2 separate regions of the Homo sapiens genome follow, and region 2 is linked to region 1. A link is a loop called in an ENCODE intact Hi-C map of the cell type or tissue named here. Cell type or tissue: endothelial cell of umbilical vein. All regions are shown on one strand. Links, peaks and the distances in the headings refer to the core of each region. The heading gives the core; the rest is flanking DNA.

Region 1 (5,374 bases), core at 273-5,272:
CCGCAAACACCTGTTGAGTGAAAACAATGAACATCACTGGCTCCCAGGTCAACAGTCCCCATCTGTGTTCCTTTCTCTTGGAGATTTGCAAAGAAAGCCTCTGCCCACATCACCGAGGGCCCTGCCATCCAAGACAGGCCATGGCAATGGGAGCAGGTTGGCCACCAGGGAATCGGCTGCCTCCAAGAGAAATAGGCGAGCCGGTGAGCCGAAAAGGAAGCCAGCTTTTAATATCTTCCTCACTGATGGTCTGTTTCATGTTTCATTTCAGCATTGGCAGATACCACTGGGCAGAAGATTTCGCTCTTTGAAAATGTGGTTTGTATTTAGGATGTATGGAGTCAAAGGACTGCAGGCTTATATCCGCAAGGTGACTTTGTTTTTATTATTTATCACGGTAAAATTGCGGAGGTCTTTCGGGACTTTAGAAATAAATTCAAATTTTTTTTCTTTTTTTTTTTTTGAGACAGAGTTTCACTCTTGTCCCCCAGGCTGGAGTGCAATGGCACAATCTCAGCTCACTGCAACCTCTGCCTCCTGGGTTCAAGCGAATCTCCTGCCTTAGCCTCCTGAGTAGCTAGGATTACAGGCATGCGCCATCATGCCCAGCTAATTTTTGTATTTTAAGTAGAGATTGGGTTTCACCATGTTGGTCAGGCTGATCTTGAACTCCTGGCTTCAGGTGATCCACCCACCTCAGCCTCTCAAAGTGCTGGGATTACAGGTGTGAGCCACTGCACCTGGCCTTCAAATGTCTTAATAAGCAAATACATGGCAAGAGAACCAGACTGTAGTTTGGGTTGTTGAGATGAGGTTATTTATAAGATCTGTTAAGTCACTTTCGTTAAGATTGCAGGTTATCAGGTCCAGGAAGATGGTCACAGTAGAAACATCACATAGGTTGTGCTTTAGCCACATCTAGCCAAGAATGAAGTTCATTGAGCAATGGCAATTATGAGAACATAAGGACTGTGTTTTTCTCCCCCAAAATTGCCAGAATAAGATAGATATTCCCTAGTCCAGTGGTTCTCAGACATGCTTCCAGACCAGCAGTGCCGGCCTGCAGTGGGGCCCAGCAACCTCTGTTTTAACAAGCAAACCAGACACCTTCTCTATGCACTAAAATTTGAGAACCACTTATCAGCTCCAAGCCCCACTCCCCTGCTTTTTTTTTTTTTTTTTTTTTTAAAATAACAATTGGCTGGGTGTGGTGGCTCACGCATGTAATCCCGGCACTTTGGGAGGCCGAGGTGGGCAGATCATGAAGTCAGGAGTTCTAGACCAGCCTGGCCAACATAGTGAAACCTTGTCTCTACTAAAAAAAAAATACAAAAAATTAGCCAGGCATGGTGGCAGGCACCTGTAATCCCAGCTACTCGGGAGGCTGAGGCAGAAGAATCACTTGAACCTGGGAGGCAGAGGTTGCAATGAGCAGAGATTGTGCCACTGCACTAAAGCCTGAGTGACAAAGCAAGACTCCGTCTCACCAAAAAAAAAAAAAAAAAAAAAAATGAGGAAACTGAGTCCTGAATATGAGCCTGGATCTGCCTAGAGCCACCCGTTTAGCCAGCTGCAGAAGGCCTGCTGCTGTTCTGCTGGCTCTCTCTGATCCTGGTGTCCTTCCTAAGCTGTGGCCTCATCTTGATGGACAGAGGTCCCCAGGCTTCATGGGAACAAGCACACTTATGATATTCAGCCTTAGTGATGGTAACAGCCCTCCATTTTAAGTCCTGTTGCCACTTCACAACCAGGTGTGCAGGGGCAGGTGTCCCCAGCCACCTCCTCTGTGGCACAGCATATATAAACACATCCATCTGCAAGCTTCATAGAATGCCTAGGATGTGCCATGAACTGCCTACTCCCAAAGCTTCGGTGAGGACAGTTCCAGGAGCTGCCGAGCACTATGAGGACCTGTTTGGGGGCGAGAACTGGGAAAGGAGTATGTATATGAATTCCTGGGTAGGAAATCCCCCTCTACCCATTTGAGACGAATTCAGCTTTTTTGGGGAAAGAAAGCCAAAAAATAAGGGATTTATCTCCCCACAATGATGACGTCTTTAAGCTCAAGGACAACTAGTTATGATCATGCTGGCTCCTGTTTAAAACACACTCCACTTCTTTCTTAAAGGGGACCCAATCCTGCCTTAGGAGCAGAGTCCAGCGATGCTCAAAGCCTGTCTCCTTGGGCGGGAACCGGCTTTCGGGATCGCCCATGAGGCCGAGGTCTTTGGCGCTCTCTGGTGGCATGACGAGGAACCACTCGTATGACACGTGTTTTTGTCCCAGCCACCCCCTGCCCGCGAGGCGCCGCGTTTCCGCAGGTCCTCCCCAGCACCTGCAACATGGGGGCCCTGCTGTATCCGCGGGCTTAGAATGAGCAAGGCACGGGCCTACGCCACGGAGGGCTCCTTCTCCTAGGATCACATGCTGTCTGAATAGCTTCTGAGTTCTATAACTATTTGGAAGTGAAATAAGGTCAGTGTGATATTCAATGAGAGGAAGGCCGTTTCTGAATGTGACAGAGCGGACAGGATGCCCAGCTCTAGGTGGCAAACGCGGAGGAGGAGCAACAGCTGTGGCAGCCACAGAGCTGCAGCTCCATCAGGCTGCCTTAGAATCCTAGCTCAGCCAAGGCCTCCGGGTGCACCTTGGGCATGTCGCTCACCCTCTCCCAGCCTGTTTTCTTATCTCCAAAATGGGGATAATCATGATATCTTCTGTGTTGTGGGCTGTCCTGAGGATGCCGCAGTGGTGAGCGCTGGCACCTCAAGCACAGAGGAGCAACTCGATGGGCATTAGCCATTGTCTCTTCCAGAATGATCAAATACCTCCTCACGGTGTTTATTCTAACATTATAAAAGACAGTTTGGGTGGGATAAGAATAGTCCCATGAACAGAAGAAAATGACAATTGGTGTTCTGAGGACACTAGACCTGTGCTAATGTAGGGAATGAGTTTCTTAGCCTGCCTGGAAACAGCTGGTCAGTGAACGGTAAAAGCACTTGAGGAAAATTGCCAAGAGCGTCTAAATGAATTATACATGGGCAGTCTAATAAGGTTTTCTAGGTAGTTAAGTTCTGAATTAAATGGCCATGAGAAAAACAGATTTTCCCTTTCCTCTTTGAAGCATGTCCAGCTGTCCCATGAGTTTGAGTCACTGGTGCGCCAGGATCCCCGCTTTGAAATCTGTGTGGAAGTCATTCTGGGGCTTGTCTGCTTTCGGCTAAAGGTTTGTCTACATCTATTCCATTCTTCATTTTCTGTGAATGTGACAGAGGGGAAAGTGTTGTTCATTACCTCCATGCTCAAACACTGGCACTGGCTCTCCAGAGATGGCAGAGCAAAGCCTGCATTCTTTGGCCCACCGGCCTGCCCTGCCCCATGCTACACAGCCTTGTTTCCACGCACAGCGGCTGTTCCCGCTTCCTCAAGCCTGCCATGAGACTTCTAACTTACATAGCTTATTGGCCGCAGAATCTTTACCATTTTTCCTTCCTCAAGGCTCCATCCCACACCTCTGCCACTGGCCCTCCTTGGAGGACAGCGGCCTGTCCATAGCCTCACTAATCTGAGTGTCTTCTGTGGATCAACAGCATCAGCATCATCAGCATTGTCTGGGAGCTCCTTAGAAAAGCCAGTCTTGGGCCCCACCCTAGAGCTGCTGGCTGCGCACCTTTACAAGATGCCCACACAGGAGTCTGTTTGACACTGTGTTGTGGCGTGCTGTTATTTTGCTGCCTGATGCTGTGCATTCACCAGGTGAGGGCAGGCTGGCCCACACGGGTTGGGGCATAAGCCATCTCTACTGAGAATCATGATACAGTTCTCAAAAAGGCTCTAAGATGCACTGCACACATGCCCCTTGGTAATCTCCCTTGTGTACACAGAGCCAGGTGAGACCAAATGCTCTGTTTGGTTTATAAGGTTTTTTTTTTTTTTTTTTTTTTTTCTTTTTGGAGACAGAGTCTCCCACTCTGTTGCCCAGGCTGGAGTGCAGTGGTGTAATCTCGGCTCACTGCAACCTCTGCCTCCCGGGTTCAAGTGATTCTCCTGCTTCAGCCTTTTGAGTAGCTGGGATTACAGGTGTGCGCCACCACGCCCAGCTAATTTTTGTATTTTTAGAGATGGGGTTTCACCATGTTGGTCAGGCTGGTCTCGAACTTCTGACCTCGTGATCCACCCGCCTCAGCCTCTCAAAGTGCTGGGATTACAGGCGTGAGCCACTGCGCCCGGCTGAGGTAGCTTTTAATTCACAATCATTTCAAGCCTTTCCAGGAGGCTTCCTTGTTCAAATTAAAGACAGCACTCAGGAGAAGGAGCAGGCTGGGGTCAGTGTCATTGTCAAGGGGCTGCCAGTCAGAGTGTGGCACTGCCACTCCACCTACTATGTCCTTTTGCCTCACCTGACTCTTGGAGCTCTGAGGCGAGGAGGAGCTGCAGCCGTGGGAAAGCCTGCAGGTAGCAGAGCAGGAGAGGAGACTTGAGCCCTTGGAAGAGCACAAAGTGATGAGACCTGGGAGGTGCACAGAGGACCGAGAGGGCAAGACACGCTCTGGATGTTTGTGGGAGGAGCCTCAGTCCATCCATGTCCAGGATGTGTCCAGTCAACCAACCTTAGTGTTGGCATCGTGCTTATTAGACTCATCTGCTGTCAAGCAGTTGTTTTCATTCTTGTTTTTGTTGACAGTTTTCTTCTAGGACTTTTATATTCTATTTTTTTAACAGTTCTATTGAGATATAATTCACTTTGTTCATTTAAAGTTAACATTTGGGCTGGGCGTGGTGGCTCACGCCTGTAATCCCAGCATTTTGGGAGGCCGAGGAGGCCAGATCACTTGAGGTCAGGAGTTCGAGAACAGCCTGACCAACATGGTGAAACCTCGTCTCTACTACAAATACAAAAATTAGTCAGGAGTGGTGGCACATGCTTGTAATCCCAGCTACTCGGGAGGCTGAGGCAGGAGAACCACATTGAACCTGGGAGGCGGAGGTTGCAGTGAGCTGAGATTGTGCTACTGCGCTCCAGCCTGGGCGACAGAGCAAGACTCTGTCTCAAAAAAAAAGGCTACGTTTGAGTATTTTTAGTATATCTACAGAATTGTGCAGCCATCACCACAATCTAATTCTAGAACATTTTCATCCCCCTAAAAGAAACCCCACACCCAGTCATGCCACTTTCCCCATCCTCAGGGCTACTAATCTGTTTTCTGTCTCTGTAGGTTTGTCTATTCTGGACATTTGTATAAATGAAAACATACAACATATTGCCTTTTATGACTGTTTTCTTCACTTAGCATAATGTCGTCAAGGTTATGGCTTTTATTTTATTTGCATAATTTGTAGATGCCACCAAACCCATCTGTGTACTGGTTTC
Region 2 (5,374 bases), core at 320-5,319, 260 kb after region 1:
CTTTCTCTCATTGGAAGCAACGTTCCCTGAGGGGAGTTGGTTGGAGCCTCCCCAGTTTCAGCCCCAGTGCTGCAGCGATGCCAGCCGTGGAGTGGCCACAGGGTCAGCCCAGAATGAATGAGTTTGAGGTGAACAACCTCATACCCGCTTTTCCTAACCCCTCCTTTTTAAGCTCCTTGATGGAAAACTTTGCTCGTTACATCTCCTTGCTTCCATCTCTGCCTGCTCCAGCGCCTTCCTCTTCCCCTGCCACCCTCCCAGGAGCATGAGCTCCCCATACACTGTGCACCCCAGGGTGTTTCTGCCCAGGGGCAGGCTAACGTGCAGTGGGGGCTGCGGCCTAACGTGGACTAGAAGGCCTTGGGTCCTGGTGCCAGAGAGCTCACCTCTCCCTCCTTCCTCGGCATCGCGGCCTTCCCCATGGAGGTCCCATCATCTGCCGCTGCTGCTTTGTCTTAGAAAACTCAGGGACACTCACTCACTGCCCCTGCTTCATGCCCCTCGTGCGTCCACACCACACAGTGGCTTATAGGGTACCCACTCCACGAGGGAGCTTAGGCAGATCCTGATGGGACAGAGAAACAAAAGCAGGAGCCCATTTCCAGCAGCGTTGCGTTCCGGGGGGTTCCTCTCCTAATCCAGGGGACAGAGGAGCTCACCGGTGATACTGCTGTGAGGGGAGAGGTGCGGCGATAGAGGGTGCTGTGGGACTCCCCAAGGACCCCATCGGCCTGGTGGGGGCTGGGGGTGGGTAGCCTAAGGTCAATTCCATCCCAGATTTATCTGGCCCAGCTCATCAGTCCCAGGAGGGATGCCTGGTGCTTCCTTCTCTCGATCCCCCATTCTCCCCGAGCCCAGTCAACGCCTGTGCAATGTGATGAGTCGCTCCGTGTTTAGGGAAGCGACTCATCACGGGTCCAGCACCCTTCACAAGCTGCCCCGTGTTCCTTTTTAGCTTCACCCCCACCCCCCACTTTGCACACACTCTACACACTGCAACCTCAGCCGACTTCCGTGGCCAGCTATGCAGGGTCTTGTTGGCCAGGCTGCTCCTCTGCCTGGAATAACCTCATCTTCCTCCCTGGCAGGCAAGTGTGAGTCACACAGGGCTTCAAAACATACTAAAATGTCACCTTCTCTTTGAACTTACCTGCCCCTCTTCCTGGCTTGCCCTCCCCCATCCACAGCCGATGCTGTCTCCTTTTGAACTCCCGTCAACTGGGTAAGACTTTGGTGCTGGCACTGCCTAGGTACATCGTAATAAACAAGTGCTTATTCACAATAGCAAAACAAACCTGGAGCCCATCAACAGTGGACTAGGTAAGGAAAACATGATACCTATACACCGTGGAATACTACACAGCTGTAAAAATGATATCATGTCCTTTGCAGCAACATGGATACAGCAGGAGGCCATTATCCTAAGTGAATTAACACAGGAGCAGAAAACCAAATACCGCATGTTTTCACTTGTAAGAGGGAGCTAAACATTGGGCACACATGAACATAAAGATGGCAGTAACAGACATGGGGGACTACTAGAGAGGGAGGGAGGGAGGGAGGGGGAAAGACTGAAAAACTACCTATTGGGCACAATGCTCACTACCCAGCTGATGGGATCAATTGTACCCCAAACCTCAGCATCAAGCAATATATGCACGCAACAAACCTGCACGGGTACCCCCTGAATCTAAAATAAAAGTTGAAGTGAAAGACAGAAAGAAAGAAAAAGAAAGAAAGAAAGAAAGAAAGAAAGAAAGAAAGAAAGAAAGAAAGAAAGAAAGAAAAGAAAGAAAGAAAGGAAGAATGAGAAAGAAGGAAGGAAGGGAGAGAGAGAAAGAAAGAAAGAAAGAAAGAAAGAAAGAAAGACAGACAGACAGACAAACAAGTGCTCCGCGAGCTCCAGGAGGGCAGGAGCTGATTTCATTCCCTGCAAATCCTTGTGCCTGGCTGGGTGCCAGCACACAGTGGGTGCTCAAAACATGTGGGCTGATGGAAGAAGAGAATTTGCTTCCATCACTACAACTGTGAAGTCCTTTAAGATAGCAATGTGATAGACTTGACCCCTGTAGAAAGCAGAGCCACGCTGAATAGAATCAGCTGATTTTTTTTTTTTTAACATCTGGCGAATGATTTCATGGGATCTGGCCTCAGTTTCCTCCCTGAGAGCGTGATGCGGGATTCTGTCTGTGGGCTCCGCATTGGTTGATTCAAGGACCTGGTCAGTACTGCCATCTGGTGGCCGTTTACCCCATTTGCAGATTGGGCTCTTAAAAGCTCCAGCACAGTAATTCTGCAATCATTATTATTTATTTATTTTGGTAAAATTCCCATTTTTTTCCCAACTCACAGGGGAAGAAAAAATACTTTTAGTGTGAGAGGGAGAGGATTTCCTCACCATTATTTCCCTCCTAAAATCCCACCCCCACCCAGACCTGCACAGTCCACAAGGAGAGCCCATGACGAATAGCCTGGCCTTGGTGGAAACCCACGGCACTCTCTGGCTGTCTGCACTTATGCATCTCCGAGGAGAGCAGAGATCGCCTTATCAGACCTCCCGCAGCGAGGTAAGCTTCAACTCCAAGGTCAGGAGCAGCTCAGGCTAGGAGTGGGCCAGCGACCCATTCTGTGCTCTGCTGCAGGCCCCTAAATGCAGCATTTGATTTCTCTTAGGACAAAATGAAGGCTTGTTAAATATATATATATATTTAAAAGGCAAGCACAGCCAACCAGTGCCACTCTCATTGCTTTATCTCTCCTTGTAACCCTACAACAGTCAATGGAAAGACAAAATGTGGGCTGCTAATTCCTCCTTCCTGGGACTTCAGGTCGGCATCTCCTCATTACAGCCATCATTCTAGAAATTAATGACTATGCTCTTTGTTCTTTGATACTTGCAGCGATGATCTAGGCCCTTAAATGCAGGGCTTAAGTTCCCCTCAAAAACCAGGGCTATGTCGGCAGGCTAGTCAGACTGTCTGGAAGAGCAGCCAACAGGAAGTCGTAGATTGTCTGTGCTTCTTCTGAGTTTGGATGCGTCTTTACCAGAAAACTATACTGTCTTCCACAGCAGCTTTCAACTCATGATCCTCCCTCTTGTCCCTCTTAGCAAACCACTACCAAGTGGCATTTTAAGATGTCAAAAAATCCCAGCATAGAATTGCTTCATTGTGAGTGCTGGTGCTGGCACACAGTGGGTGCTCAAAACTTGTGGGCCCAATGGAAGAGCATTTGCTTTTATCACTCTACAACTGTGAACGTCTTTATGTTTTCTCTGTACCTGAATTATAACAAGGCAAGGATTGGGGCTGATTCTGGGATTTTGGGACAGTTAAGGCAGCCAATGGAATCTGTTAGCACGAGTATTTCCTAGTCTTCCTGTGAGAAACAGAAGGAGGGACCCTTGAAATGAGGTCCCTGGGGCTCTTGGTTGAGGACCTGAAAGAAATGAGAGAAAGATGGATCTGAGCCTTTTAGGAAGACGTCTTCATTTGAGGTAAGGTTTTGTCTTAGGGCCCTACATTCCCAGCAACAGGCTCAGGGGATACCTCTGCAGACCACACAGGGAGATTTGCTCATTCATCCATCCATTCACTTATGCAAACGATGATCATAAACAGCTTGCTGCAGGGACTATGCTGGGTACTGGAAATAGGGCGCTGAGAGAAAATGACCATGGTGCTTGTTTGCAGAAAGCATAGAGCCTCGTGGAGGGAGATGGAGATTAACCAAAGTATCACATAAATGACTGTATGGTTACAACTGAGAATATTATGAAGGCGAGGAACCTATCATACAAGACCATAGAACAGAGGAGCTTTACTCGGCCCAGGAGCCAGCCAGGCTTCACTGCGGAAGGTAATCTTTTATGGAGAACTGATGGGTAAATGGAAATTTACTGGGTAGACAGAGGGGAGAAGAGAGCCTCCCCACCTTCCAGAAGGAACAGAGCTACAAAGGGAGAGAGAAAGAGATCTGAAAGAGGCAGTGTGCGGGATGGAGCCTGGGGGAGAAGGCACAGTTAGCACTGGGGTGGTCTCTGGCCTGGGCAAGCCTCTTGGACAGCAGCCTACAATGCATGGCCAGCCATGCTGAGCTCAGAGAGAGAATCGTACGAGAAAAGTGCAGGCTCCTCACTGACACACAGGATCTCTGTACTAGAGCAGTGCCTGGGGTAAAAGATTAATAGTTGCTTAATAAATTGTTATTGAATGAGTAAATGGAAAAATGCTTGGCCTCAGCCTTGGGAGGTGACTTCTAGCAGGGGGAAGCTCCTACCTCCCTTAGTTTTTCTTCCCCTCATTATCCTCAAGGAAGAGGAGTGCTTTTGTATTGGTCTAGTCCAGGGATATTGATTGGGCCATGTAGTTCTGGTGAGCATTAGACAGAGAGATACAAAATAAACAGGCATTAGGGTGAACACTGTTCTGTGCTTTTGCTCTGGTTCCTGTGTTTTGTATTTGCTTCTCCTTGCTGAACATTTTTCCTGCTACCATCAAAGGAGTAAGGATAATAACAGGGCTAGGCTGAGGAAAACAAAGAAGTAAAGTAGTTTTACTCCTGCTCCCTTCAGTTCAGGCAAGTGGTGTCACTGAAGTGATTCTACGTGGCTTTGAGGCCAACAGTGACACCCAGGGATTTTCTCTTGAGGCTTAGCTTCCCATGGGAAGCTTGCAGGGGTAGGTTGCTGACCCAGGGTCAGATTCAAAATTTAGGAATGCTAAGTGTCAGTCAGTAATCTCTATCTCTTCTATTTTTACTCTTGAAGATGGTGTATGACAGTAGATAGTGTCAGAGGTGAGCATACAAGAGCAGAAGAATGCAATGTGGCTTTGGGGCTCTCCCATCAAGAAGTGGGGTCCATTTCCTGATCCCTGGAGTCTGGACTCAGGAGCAGCCTGTGACTTGCACTGACATCAATGGATAATGAAATGGATGGAGACAGAGTTGTGCAAATTCCAGAAGCTACGCCTTGAGGGCTCTTGCAGATTTTGCTTTTGACCTCTTGAAACTGCCCTGAGACCACTAGGAAGGAATACCTATCTGGTTTTCTGGAGGAAGAGAGTCACATGGAGAAGAACTGAGGCAGCCACCAACTGCCAGACATGTGACCACCAGCTCTGCTGACCCCACAGCTCAAAGAAGCTGCACAGATGAGCTGAGGCCACACTCTTCAGGGAACAATCCGCACAGTCCTGAGAGACAGCAACTCCTTGCTCTTCTGAGCCACTAGGCTTTGGAACAGTTCATTGCCTCTTTTACATGACATACTCTAATTGCATCATCTTGTTCAATGCTCACAACAACCCTGCAAGGTTCTTATTAATTTTCCATTTTACAGATAAGAAAACTGAGCCTCACAGAGTAGATGCAA

Evidence for each region. A loop is a pair of places that touch in the nucleus more often than their neighbours do. Peaks named below come from ENCODE experiments on the same cell type or tissue, not always from the same donor. Only the 100,000 strongest peaks of a DNase experiment are listed, where the experiment ranks them.
Region 2: it touches region 1 in a loop (6-fold over the local background); 6 of 110 quality-filtered maps call a loop at or near these places.

The regions. Positions count from the first base shown.
Region 1 is chr7:50,465,069-50,470,442 of GRCh38, reverse strand. DDC (dopa decarboxylase) reads left to right here. Exons shown (of 15, transcript NM_001082971.2): 12 at 272-370; 13 at 3,128-3,229. Among named protein-coding and RNA genes, the nearest start is that of FIGNL1, 17 kb to the right of the region's middle. In endothelial cell of umbilical vein, for the core only: a CTCF peak has its summit at 2,251 (motif pointing left); a DNase peak (open chromatin) is centred at 2,242.
Region 2 is chr7:50,202,385-50,207,758 of GRCh38, reverse strand. No RefSeq gene overlaps it. Among named protein-coding and RNA genes, the nearest start is that of IKZF1, 100 kb to the left of the region's middle. RefSeq lists a silencer at 911-960 and enhancers at 267-1,196, 1,977-2,156. In endothelial cell of umbilical vein, for the core only: a CTCF peak has its summit at 2,253 (motif pointing left); a DNase peak (open chromatin) is centred at 2,218.